2 separate regions of the Mus musculus genome follow, and region 2 is linked to region 1. The links are chromatin contacts, found by POLR2A ChIA-PET in ENCODE. All regions are on one chromosome and are shown on one strand. The core of a region is the stretch at or near the end of the contact, and the rest is flanking DNA. Distances in the headings are between cores, read along the strand shown.

Region 1 (5,066 bases), core at 1,692-4,191:
GCCGTCTCCATGGGGTTGATCAACTCCACTCTTAGCAACCAAAGCTCATTTGCTCCACATGCCCAGAGGGTGCAGATGCTGCTGATATAATTAAAGCAGAGGGAGAGGAGCGCCAAAAGCCAAGCAACCGAAGAGGCCAGAGCCTTATCTGGAGCAATCGGGGAGATAAGAGCCCTGAGTGCTCAGAGCCAGGAGCACTGCCCGCCAGGTTTGTAAGCTCAGAGATGCTCAAGTGAGAGGTTCTCAGAGCTGAGGAGTCAGAAGCAGGGCTAGCCTGAGCTGTACGCTGAGAACCTACAGAAAAAAAAAAAAAACCAGAAAGAAAGGAAAACTATGAGAGAGAGAGAGAGACACTGGCACAGATGAATTGCCAGCCTGGACTACATAGAGAATTCCAATTGCAGGACAGCCTGGGCTTCAGAGGGAGATACCCCAAAAAGAAATGAAAAGAACAAGAGAAAAAAATCCAACCTTATCCAGTGTTTTACCAATTTTACTCAGCAAGAAATGCAACAGAGACAAATGAATGCGCCCATGGCATGCTAACAGTGCTTGCAAACCCGTACTCCTCCCGTGTTAGACAGACCTGTGGCTTATCTGACACCCCTCACACCGACTGCTGGCTCTGCGTTTGTGTGTGTGTAGCCAGAGGTCCGAGTTGAATGGCTTCCTCAGCCTTCCTCCTTCTCTCACTGAGCCCAGATCGCACCCTCAAGCCCTGGGACCCTCTGAGCGCCGTCATTTCAGGCTGCCCCACGTCACTAACTGAGCCACCGCCCCAGCCCCCAGATCTGCTCTTGAGCAACCCGAAGATAATGTGTGCATGTCGAATCTTTTCCTTCCTTCCTTCCTTTCTTTTTTTTTTTTTTTTTTGGTTTTTCTAAACAGGGTTTCTCTGTATAGCCCTGGCTGTCCTGGAACTCATTTTGTAGACCAGGCTCCAGGCTGGCCTCGAACTCAGAAATCTGCCTGCCTCTGCCTCCCAAGTGCTGGGATTAAAGGCATGCGCCACCACCACCCGACTAGTGCATGGCGAATCTTAAAACAGACAAATCGTCCAGTTAACACATGTAACCCTAACATAGAGCAAGCTGTAGTCACCGTCGTTGCTATGAGCATGAGAGTCTGGGGAGACCAGCACCGGGGCCCTTGGCCTTCCGGTGAGATGGGAAACCTCAGCTCTTGCTCAAGACTTTATAAAATGGTTTTCTTTCTTTCTTCTTGTTAAAGAAGGCAATGATGGGTGAAACGCAAGCTGAGCAGGGTATCTGGTCTAGCCTTGTCTACAATTATAACAGGATAGCTAAGTGTTTGTCTCAGTGTTCAACCTCTCCCCTCTCCCTCTCTCTTAGTCCAGGGTTCACTGTATAGCCCTGCCTGCCCTGGAAATCACAGGAATCCACCTGCCTCTGCCTTCCAGGTGCTGAGACTACAGGTGTGCCCCAGGATGCCCAGCTCAGCCAGGCTGTCTCAAGGAAGCATCCCCAGGGATTGTCCAGTTGACAGCTACTCACAGCTAACTGAAGGGCACTCCTGCCAAGCTCCTGTGGGGTCAGAACCGAAGCTGGTTCTGAGGAGGAAAAAGCAATTAAAATGTTCTTGGCCAGCCAGGCTGACTGCAAGAAAAGCAGTAACCCAGGCATTCATGGACCCTGGTTCTATCCATGGTGTCCCCAAATCCAGGCATGGTGGCACATGCCTGTCATCCCAACACTCCCGAGCTGAGGCAGGAGAATTAGGGGCTAGAGACTACACAGTGACTTATAGGCCAGCCTAGGCTACATGAGACCCTGTCTATAAAGTGAGGGAGAGGTGGAGCACTTTTCCCAGTGCTGCAAAGAAGTTGTTGGTGAGATTGTAACACCATCTCCCTTCCTGTCCAAATTCCAACGCCTCTCCTAAAACTAAAGTCCACTTTATGGATCTGTCCAATCCTACACGTTCAGAGAGTGGGAACGAACCAGGCCTGCAAAAGTCTTTGCCAGGTCCCTGGCCCTCCCTGCCTGATGGTCTCAGCTACGGGTGTCTGGGTTGCCTGAGGCACATCTGCACCAAACCAGGGAAGTAGGGACAAGGTAGGGACTGAAGGCTCACAAGGAGGACCCAGCCGGCCCGGATGTGTAGCCCCACCCCACCCGGGAGGGTCGTGCAAGCCACGCCCCTGAACATCATCCTCTTCCTCCATTGGGCGAGGGGAGTGGCTCGAGGCTCGCCTGTTCCGGCTGCACCCAATAGGAGCTCGGGGGTGCGGTGGGAGGTGGGGTTAGGGCGGAGTTTTGGGGCACGCGGCAGTAGCCGGGTTTGAGTGCAGTGTGGAGACCCCCAAGTCCTGTAACTACGACTAGCGACCCCAAAGTTGAACAGCTGGGCCTGGGTCTCCCCAGCCCTTAAAACGAATGATGGGACCCCTCCTCTTGGATTCCCTCACACATAGCTCTGAAAGACACCTCTGACTTGGGAGAGCACCCACCGGACTCCCCAAACCCACTCTGACCCCCTACAGCTCTGGCACCCTATTTCCAAAACACTTCCCTCCAGCCACGTGGGAAGGACATCACATCAAGTTCGCACGAATGGTTGTATTTCTCGACCAAAAATAAAACCACTCGGGGCTCTCCGAGTTCAGGACGGCTGCCCCTGACCCCGGGCAGGCTCCTGGCGCAAAGCCTTACCTGCAACTCCGGCAGCAGCCAGGAGCAGGGCGATGACCCAGCGACGCATCAGATCCGCGGTGCTCATCCTTAGCTTCTGCGTTGCGTCCTCACTCGGATCACAGACCCCGAAATGTTCCCGCTGCAAACACTGGATCGCGGGCCCCACGGTGTCTCGGCTGCGAATCTGGGCTCGCAAGCCTCACGGTGTCCCGGCTGCAAACTACGCCGCACGCCCAGAGTCATTCCCAGTACTAGGGGCGAGGTTTCCAGGCGGGGGAGGAGTCTGCAATGGGGTGATTTTCAAAAATCTTCACCTCACTGAGCGGGGAGGAGCTTGGAACGGCCGATGTGACATCGTCTCTTTTAACCCCTGAAGCTCCCGCAGCAGTGGGAAGTTCCTCAAATTCCTCCCACAGAATTTCACCGCTTCCCGGACACTTAGCCGCCCGCGTTGCTGTTTGAGTGTTCAAGGGACGACCCACGCCCTTCCACACCCTGGGTCGCCTTCTGACGCTTTCCTTTCCACCTCCAAAGCAAAACAGAAGTATGCGAAGCCCCCTCCCACCCCCGACCCCTACACTTCTTGCAGCAAGTTTGCTTTCCTGTCTAGGAATGGGCACATAGATTTCTGACCCAAGTACAGTTGCAGGTTTTATCTGGATCCGTCCATAAACACAAACACTCAGCGAGAAATGTATATAAAACGCGGCGGCGTGTGCGGGTGAGCGAGTTGGCTCAGTGGGTGAGGGTGCAAGCCTGAAGACCTGAGTTTGATCCCAGGGATCCACATACTGGAAGGAGAGAGAACCAGAACCAACTCCAGCAAATTGTCCTCTAACTTCCACACACACTCCCCTGTACTAATTAATTAATTAGAAAGAAGAAACATTACTTGGTTTGGGGGGTAGGACCCAGTAGTTAGAATAATTATAATTATTAATGGAAGAATTCCATAGCAAGATATGGTAACACTGAAACTAGGAAGAAGGCAGGCAGATCTCTGTGAGCAAAGTCCAAACTGGTCTGGACAGCAAGTTCCAGACTAGCCTGGGCTACACAGATTCTGTTTCCTCCTCCTCTTCTTTCCTTCTTTCTTTCTTTTCTTTCCTTTTCTTCTTTTGTTTTGTTTCTGTTTCTGTTTGTTTTGTTTTTCAAGACAAGGTTTCTCTGTGTAGCCCTGGTTGTCCTGGACTCTGTAGACCAGGCTGGCCTAGAACTCAGAGATCTGCCTGCCTCTAACTCCTGAGTGCTGGGATTAAATGTTGAGTGTTTACTACCACCCCACTACCACCTGTCAAGAGACCCTGTTTCAAAGCTAAAGTTGAAATTATTTTAAATAATTCATCTGAGAATCAATGGGTTCCTTCCTGTGTTGACAGAAATGTTGATTTTTGGTTTATTTCCTTAGGCACCTGCTGGTACCGCTTTATCCTGTTACAAGGAGTTGAACACACAGAAGGGCATCTCTTCCCTCGAAGCAAAACCAACCACATGTGGCCTTTTTCCCCTCTTGACACTGGATGGCTAAACCAGAAGGCTGTCTGCCATGGATAGAGAAGTTTTGATGAATCAAAGGCTTAGGGATTTTCTAAAAGGGACTCAGATTCTGTCCCTGCCTAGCTCCCTGCAGAACAAACCAGGGCTAGTGTGTTGGCTTAGTGCATGCAGCCAGGACTGACCTGATGTGAGTTCAAATCCGAGGACCCACATGAGAGGAGAGAACTCGTCCCTGTGACCTGCACATTCATATTGTGATGTGTCACAGGCAGTAATAAAAAAGTAAATAATACATAATGCAAAACAAACTACCAGAAGCTGAACCGTGAGACAGGAGAGAGAACGGGACACACTGCATTGGGTTGGTAGGGTACCTGGCTTCGTCCCCAGCATCACGTAAACCAAGCCTGTTGTCACAATCTGTGGTCTCAGCACTCCCCGAGGGAGGCAGGAGGACCATGAGGATAGCCTCAGCTACACAGATAGTAGAAGCCAGAAGACAGAAAGGTGTAAAAAGCTGCTTTTGTGAGTTGATTTCTCTCGGTTTTTGTTTGTTTGTTTGTTTGTTTGTTTTTGAGACAGGGTCTCTCTATTACATGGCTCTGGCTGTCCTGGAACCCACTATGTAGGCCAGGCTGGCCTCAAACTCAGAGAGATCCATCTGCCTGTCAAAGACATGTGCCACCGCCCGAACAGCTTGGTTCTTTTTCTCCCTTGAGTTTTGAGGCGCTTATGCGTGTGCTCACACGTATATGTAGGCCAGAGTTCAACGTCAGGTGTCCTCCTTGGTTGCCTCTCACCTAATTAAAACTCATGGTATTACTGAATTTTGTGTGTGTACACACATGCCCATGAGTGCTGGGGGTCAGCTAACAGCTTACAGAAGTCCGTTTTCTCCTGAGTGGGTCTCCGTCC
Region 2 (5,066 bases), core at 1,182-3,681, 190 kb before region 1:
TTGAATTCAATTCCCAGAAACCACATGGTGGCTCACAACCATCTGTAATGGGATCTGATGCCCTCTTCTGGTGTGTCTGAAAGCAGTGACAGTGTACTCATATAAATAAAATAAATAAATCTTTTTTTAAAAGCGTTTACAAGACAGGCTAGAACATCTTTCCTTAGCCCCTAGCATCCATTCCGAGCTGTGAACCTGGGTGAGTGATATCCTGAAGTCTTTGGGGACTGCTTGTTTCTAGGAATAACTCAGCTCTTCCTAGCTAATACTCTCCGGCACAATTCATGTTAAATCTTTGGAGGCAGCTCTTGTTCCCTTAGGCATCTGAGTGAGCAGTGACGTTCAAGTTTCTGTGTGGTAATGGTGTGTGTGATAATGGTCTGTGTGTATGTGCTTTGAGGCAGGGTCTCTAGCTCAGGCTGACTTGGAATCCTGTGGCCCAAGTTGGCCTGAAACTTGAGAATTTTCCTGCCTCCACCTCTCATGTACTAAAATTACAGATAGGAGCTACTATATCAGTCTCTATATTTTTGAGACAGGCTCTTATTACTATGTAGCCAATCTGATTTAAAACTTACTATGTGACCCAGCTAGCCTCAAATTCATGGCAGTCCTCGTGTCTCAGCTTCCTAGTACTAGGATGACAGAAATACACCATTTCACCTGTTTAGACACACATGCAGATAACTTTGGAGATGGAGTCTCTTCTGAGTTCAGGCTGAACTTGAAGTTACTACATACCTGAGTATGACCTTGAACTCCTGATTTCTGTCTTCCTCTACCTCCCAAATTCTGGAATTACAAATGTTAGCTACCATACCTAAAAGTCTGATTTTTTTTTTTTTTTTTTTTTTTTTTTTGAGACAGGGTTTCTCTGTGTAGCCCTGGCTGTCCTGGAACTCACTTTGTAGACCAGGCTGGCTTCGAACTCAGAAATCCACCTGCCTTTGCCTCTTCCTCCCCAGTGCCAGGATTAAAGGCATGTGCCACCACACCCGGCTCTGTTTGATTTTTTACATTTATTTATTCTTTTGTTTATTGCATGTGGAGATCAGAGGACAACTTGTGGGAATTGGTTCTCCTTCTACTCTGTTGGTCCCTGAAACCCTCATATCAGGCTTAGTAGCAACTGAATTCGAAATCTTGCTGTGTGGACTCTGGCAAATATCTACTTTTCTTTGATCCTCAGTTTCCTTATTTATATATATGAATACACTGTAGCTGTCTTCAGGCACACCAGAAGAGGGCATCAGATCCCATCACAGATGGTTGTGAGCCACCATGTGGTTCCTGAGATTTGAACTCAGGACCTCTGGAAGAACAGTCAGTGCTCTTAACTGCTGAGCCATCTCTCCAGCCCCAGTTTCCTTATTTCTAAAACATGTTTTAACTCCAAGAGCCCTTAGGCATGTTGAACAGAAGAATCTAGCACCCTTTAGAGCCAGACTCCTCCCACGTGGAACGGGGATTATGCCTAGGATTCAGGCCAGCACTGGGGAGATAGAGTAACCACTCTCTATATAAGAAGCCTTGGGCTCCATCCCTAGCACCGTGTAAAGCAGCATGGCTTTGTACACCTTCAATCCCAGACCTTGGGAGGTGGAGCCAGGGGAATCAGTTCACATTTACTCTTGGTACTTAAGGAGTTTGAGGCAAGCCTGGAAAACAAACAAAAAAATTTTAATTTTTAGAATTTTAAATTTTATTTTACATGAGTGTTTTGTCTGCACCACGTGGGCTCTTGCAGTTTGATGAAGTAAGAAGGGTCAGGTCTCCTGGAACTGGAGTTATTAGACACCATGTGAGTCCTGAGACTCAAACTCATATCCTCAACAAGAACAAGTGATTTTAACCGCTGAGACATCTCTCCAGCCCCCAAAAGTAAAAGGAATAAAACTATGGTTACACTAATCTTGTTATGAACCACTCGACAGAGGGAAACATTGAGGTTGAGAGAGGTTAAATATGTCAGGAGTCACAGTCCTAGAAAGGGGAGATGGGAATAGAACTCAGCTGCTGAGGTTTTCCTGTTAACACAGAATGCATAGAAAATGTTTTCTACCTCTAGTTAGGAAAGAGAGGCTCTGATGGGACTTAATGCCTCTTCCCGCTCCTCTGGGCTCTAGCTCAGGACCACAGACTTGCACTCCCAGATCCCTACCACCCCTCTCCTACCATACTACCAGGTCCCATCCTCTCAACTCCCTGCCCACCTCTGACGCCTCTTGAGGTGGCCCCGCCCCTGCCAGACCCCACCTCCGCCTGCAAGGCTCGCCCACTCAGCTAGGACTTTTGTGGCGTCCAAGCCTCCGACAGGCCACGCCCATCTCCTGGCTCCGTTGGCGGCGCCCACACCCGTAAGACCACGCCCACCGCCGGGCGCCAACTCTCAAGGCGCCCCGCCCCTTCTAGGCCCCACCCGCTCACCTCGCCTAGTCTTCTGCGGCCTCGCCCCCTCCGCCTGGGCGGAGCCGGCGCGGGATCCGGGTGTCAGTGTTGGCAGCGCCGGCAGCTGTGGGGCGAGGGTCGCAGCCCTGTGCGGGGCCGTAGCAACTTCGTGGGCGGATCCTGGTGTGCAAGGCGGGACCCGAGGTGAGCCCAGGAGCGAGTGCACCTGCCAACCCGCTGATACGCGCGTGCACTATGACAGGGTTGAACTGGGGTCCGCGCGAGCCTGGGTCCCGCACCCCCTGTCAGTGCTGCTGGCTCTTCTGGGTTCCCCGCACCCGGCAAGCTCTGCGAACGGTGGCGGGGTGGGCGAGAAGCCCAGCTTGGGGCCGAGCGACGGCGCCATATGGTGATGGGGGAGGCACTTGCTGGTGCACGCAGTGCAGTGACTGTTCGGGTGCCAACCTTGAGGGCTAGGGGACCCCTAGATGGCCCAGAAGAGAAGCCGTGGTGGGGCGGGGGCCAGCCTGGAGGCCCTGCCCGACGGACGCCTCAAACCCGTTCTCCCGGAACACAGGGTGGGGTTGGCTGCGTTCTCCTTAGAAATGCACGGAGTAGAGAAACAGAAAACACCGAAGGCCATTGAGAAATACTTTTGCTTGGGCTTCGGAGAGCAGCTCTAAGCTAGACAGCTGGAGAAAGCAAAGTGGGGGCGGGGGTGGGGGAGAGCTTGGAAGAACACCCTAGATTTGGATAAAACAGAATGCTGGAGTGTGGGAAGATATAAACAGGAGGATATGGGGTGGTGGGTTTTGCAGTCATTAAGTGGCTAGGATAATTCTCTTGGATTTGATGACTTTCAGTCCTGTCTTTGTGGACCATGGCTGGGGTGAGTCAGCTTTGGCCAAGAGGGAGCCAGGCCCGGCCCCTTTGACAAATAAAATGGTAGATACCCACTTGGGAGCCTAACTGGGCCTTTAAACCTTATGTTATATATATAGAAATTACCCTCACCCTGGGAGACAGGGAAAGGGTTACAGTGGATTTGGAGAGGACAGGACAGCACCCCAGAGGCAAGCACCAGCTAAATTCAACATCCAAGCCTTGATGGAAGGGGCTCTGTCTAGCTGGCAGTCACACACACACCTACACACCTGGCCATACCAGCTGCTTGCACTGGGCAAAGTCCAGCTTGCAGCCCGTGCAACTTCCTCACCACCACGGCCCCCCAGCCCCAACTGGCCCTGAGTTTTCACCTGTTACCTGGTCCTGCACCTGAAGGGAGAAGATCTGAACCTTCCACTATAAAGGTTCCATATTTCTTTCCTTTTTCTCTTTCTCTCTCTCTGTCCCTCTCTCTTTCTTTTTTCCTTCCTTCCTTCCTTCCTCCCTTCCTTTCTTTCTGAGACAAGTTCTCATATAACCCACCCCAGTTTGGTAAGGAACTTCCAATGTAACGCAGGATGGCTTTGAACGCCTGGTACTCTGTTTCCACTCTGTAGTGCTGAAATTACAGGTGTGCACATCACACCTGGTTTGCTGGGTGCTGGGGCTGAAAACGCAGGTGAGTGCTCTACTCCCCAGCCCTCAGCCTCACCTTTGTGTAAAGATTAAATAGCAACCACAGCCCTCTCACTGTGGTGTTTCTTTCTTATGCACAGCTGTGTCTCTTCAGAGACCCATGCCTGGTGCAGAGACTCAGCAGAAGTTTGTTGATGAATACCACAAGGATCATTAAGAAGGGCACAGTGGTGCACACCTGTAATCCACAGCTCCAGAGGCAGGGATCCACCACATGGGGAGTTTGAGGTCAGCCTGAGCTACCTGAGATCTTTCCTTAAAGAATAAAAGTGGAAAAAATGAGAAGGAGTAGAGAGATGGCTCAGCTGCTAAGAGCAGTTCTTTCAGACAACCTGACTTAGATTCTCAGAGCCCAGGTCAGGCAGTTTACAGCTGCCTCTAACTACAGCCCCGAGGTGGAGCCACGTCCCTGTCAACCCCATACACCAGTCACATATGCAGCCTTAGTCTTACTCCAGAGTGAGACCTTGTCTCAATAAATAAATAAAAATAAATAAAACTTTAAAACTAGGGCTAGGGGATGGCTTTGCAGGAAAAGGCACTTGCTGCCCAGCCTGATGACCTGCGTTTGATCCCAGATCCACGTGTCGGAAGATGTGATTCTTGAAACCAATGGACCCATAGACTCACCCTTACGGAAGCTGCCCTCTTACAGGAGTCCCCTCTTTGACATCAGGATTTCTGGTCTCCCCTCCAAGCAGATCCCACTGAGATGGCATCCGCTAGTGAGCCCCCTGCCAGCCCAAGAGACGCTGCTGACCAGAACTTTGACTACATGTTCAAACTGCTCTTGATCGGGAACAGCAGCGTGGGCAAGACATCCTTCCTGTTCCGCTATGCCGATGACTCCTTCACCCCTGCCTTCGTGAGCACAGTGGGCATCGACTTCAAGGTCAAGACGGTCTACCGACATGACAAGAGGATCAAGCTGCAGATTTGGGTGGGCTGAGTAGTCATGTGGGGAGTGGGAGGGCAGTCAGTAGAAAACCCCAGCACACACACACACAGAACAGCTTGGGGCCGGGAGGCGTCTTTTATCCCTGAGGGAAGTCCACCAGGGTGTGGGAGCATACCTCCCCAGAGCATCCTGGGGAGGC

What was found. ChIA-PET counts read pairs that join two places held with the same protein, here RNA polymerase II (POLR2A).
Region 2: POLR2A ChIA-PET joins it to region 1 with 13 read pairs in embryonic stem cell. The contact joins the promoter of Rab3d here to the promoter of Ldlr in region 1. POLR2A ChIA-PET finds 5 or more read pairs at or near these places in 4 of 5 experiments (Patski and embryonic stem cell).

The regions. Positions count from the first base shown.
Region 1 is chr9:21,721,451-21,726,516 of GRCm38, reverse strand. Ldlr (low density lipoprotein receptor) reads right to left here and starts at 2,941. Exons shown (of 18, transcript NM_010700.3): 1 at 2,673-2,941. The coding sequence starts at 2,739. Gm26511 (a long non-coding RNA gene) reads left to right here and starts at 3,161. Exons shown (of 4, transcript XR_001779098.2): 1 at 3,161-4,676.
Region 2 is chr9:21,915,548-21,920,613 of GRCm38, reverse strand. Rab3d (RAB3D, member RAS oncogene family) reads left to right here and starts at 2,431. Exons shown (of 5, transcript NM_001324531.1): 1 at 2,431-2,592; 2 at 4,671-4,909. The coding sequence starts at 4,682.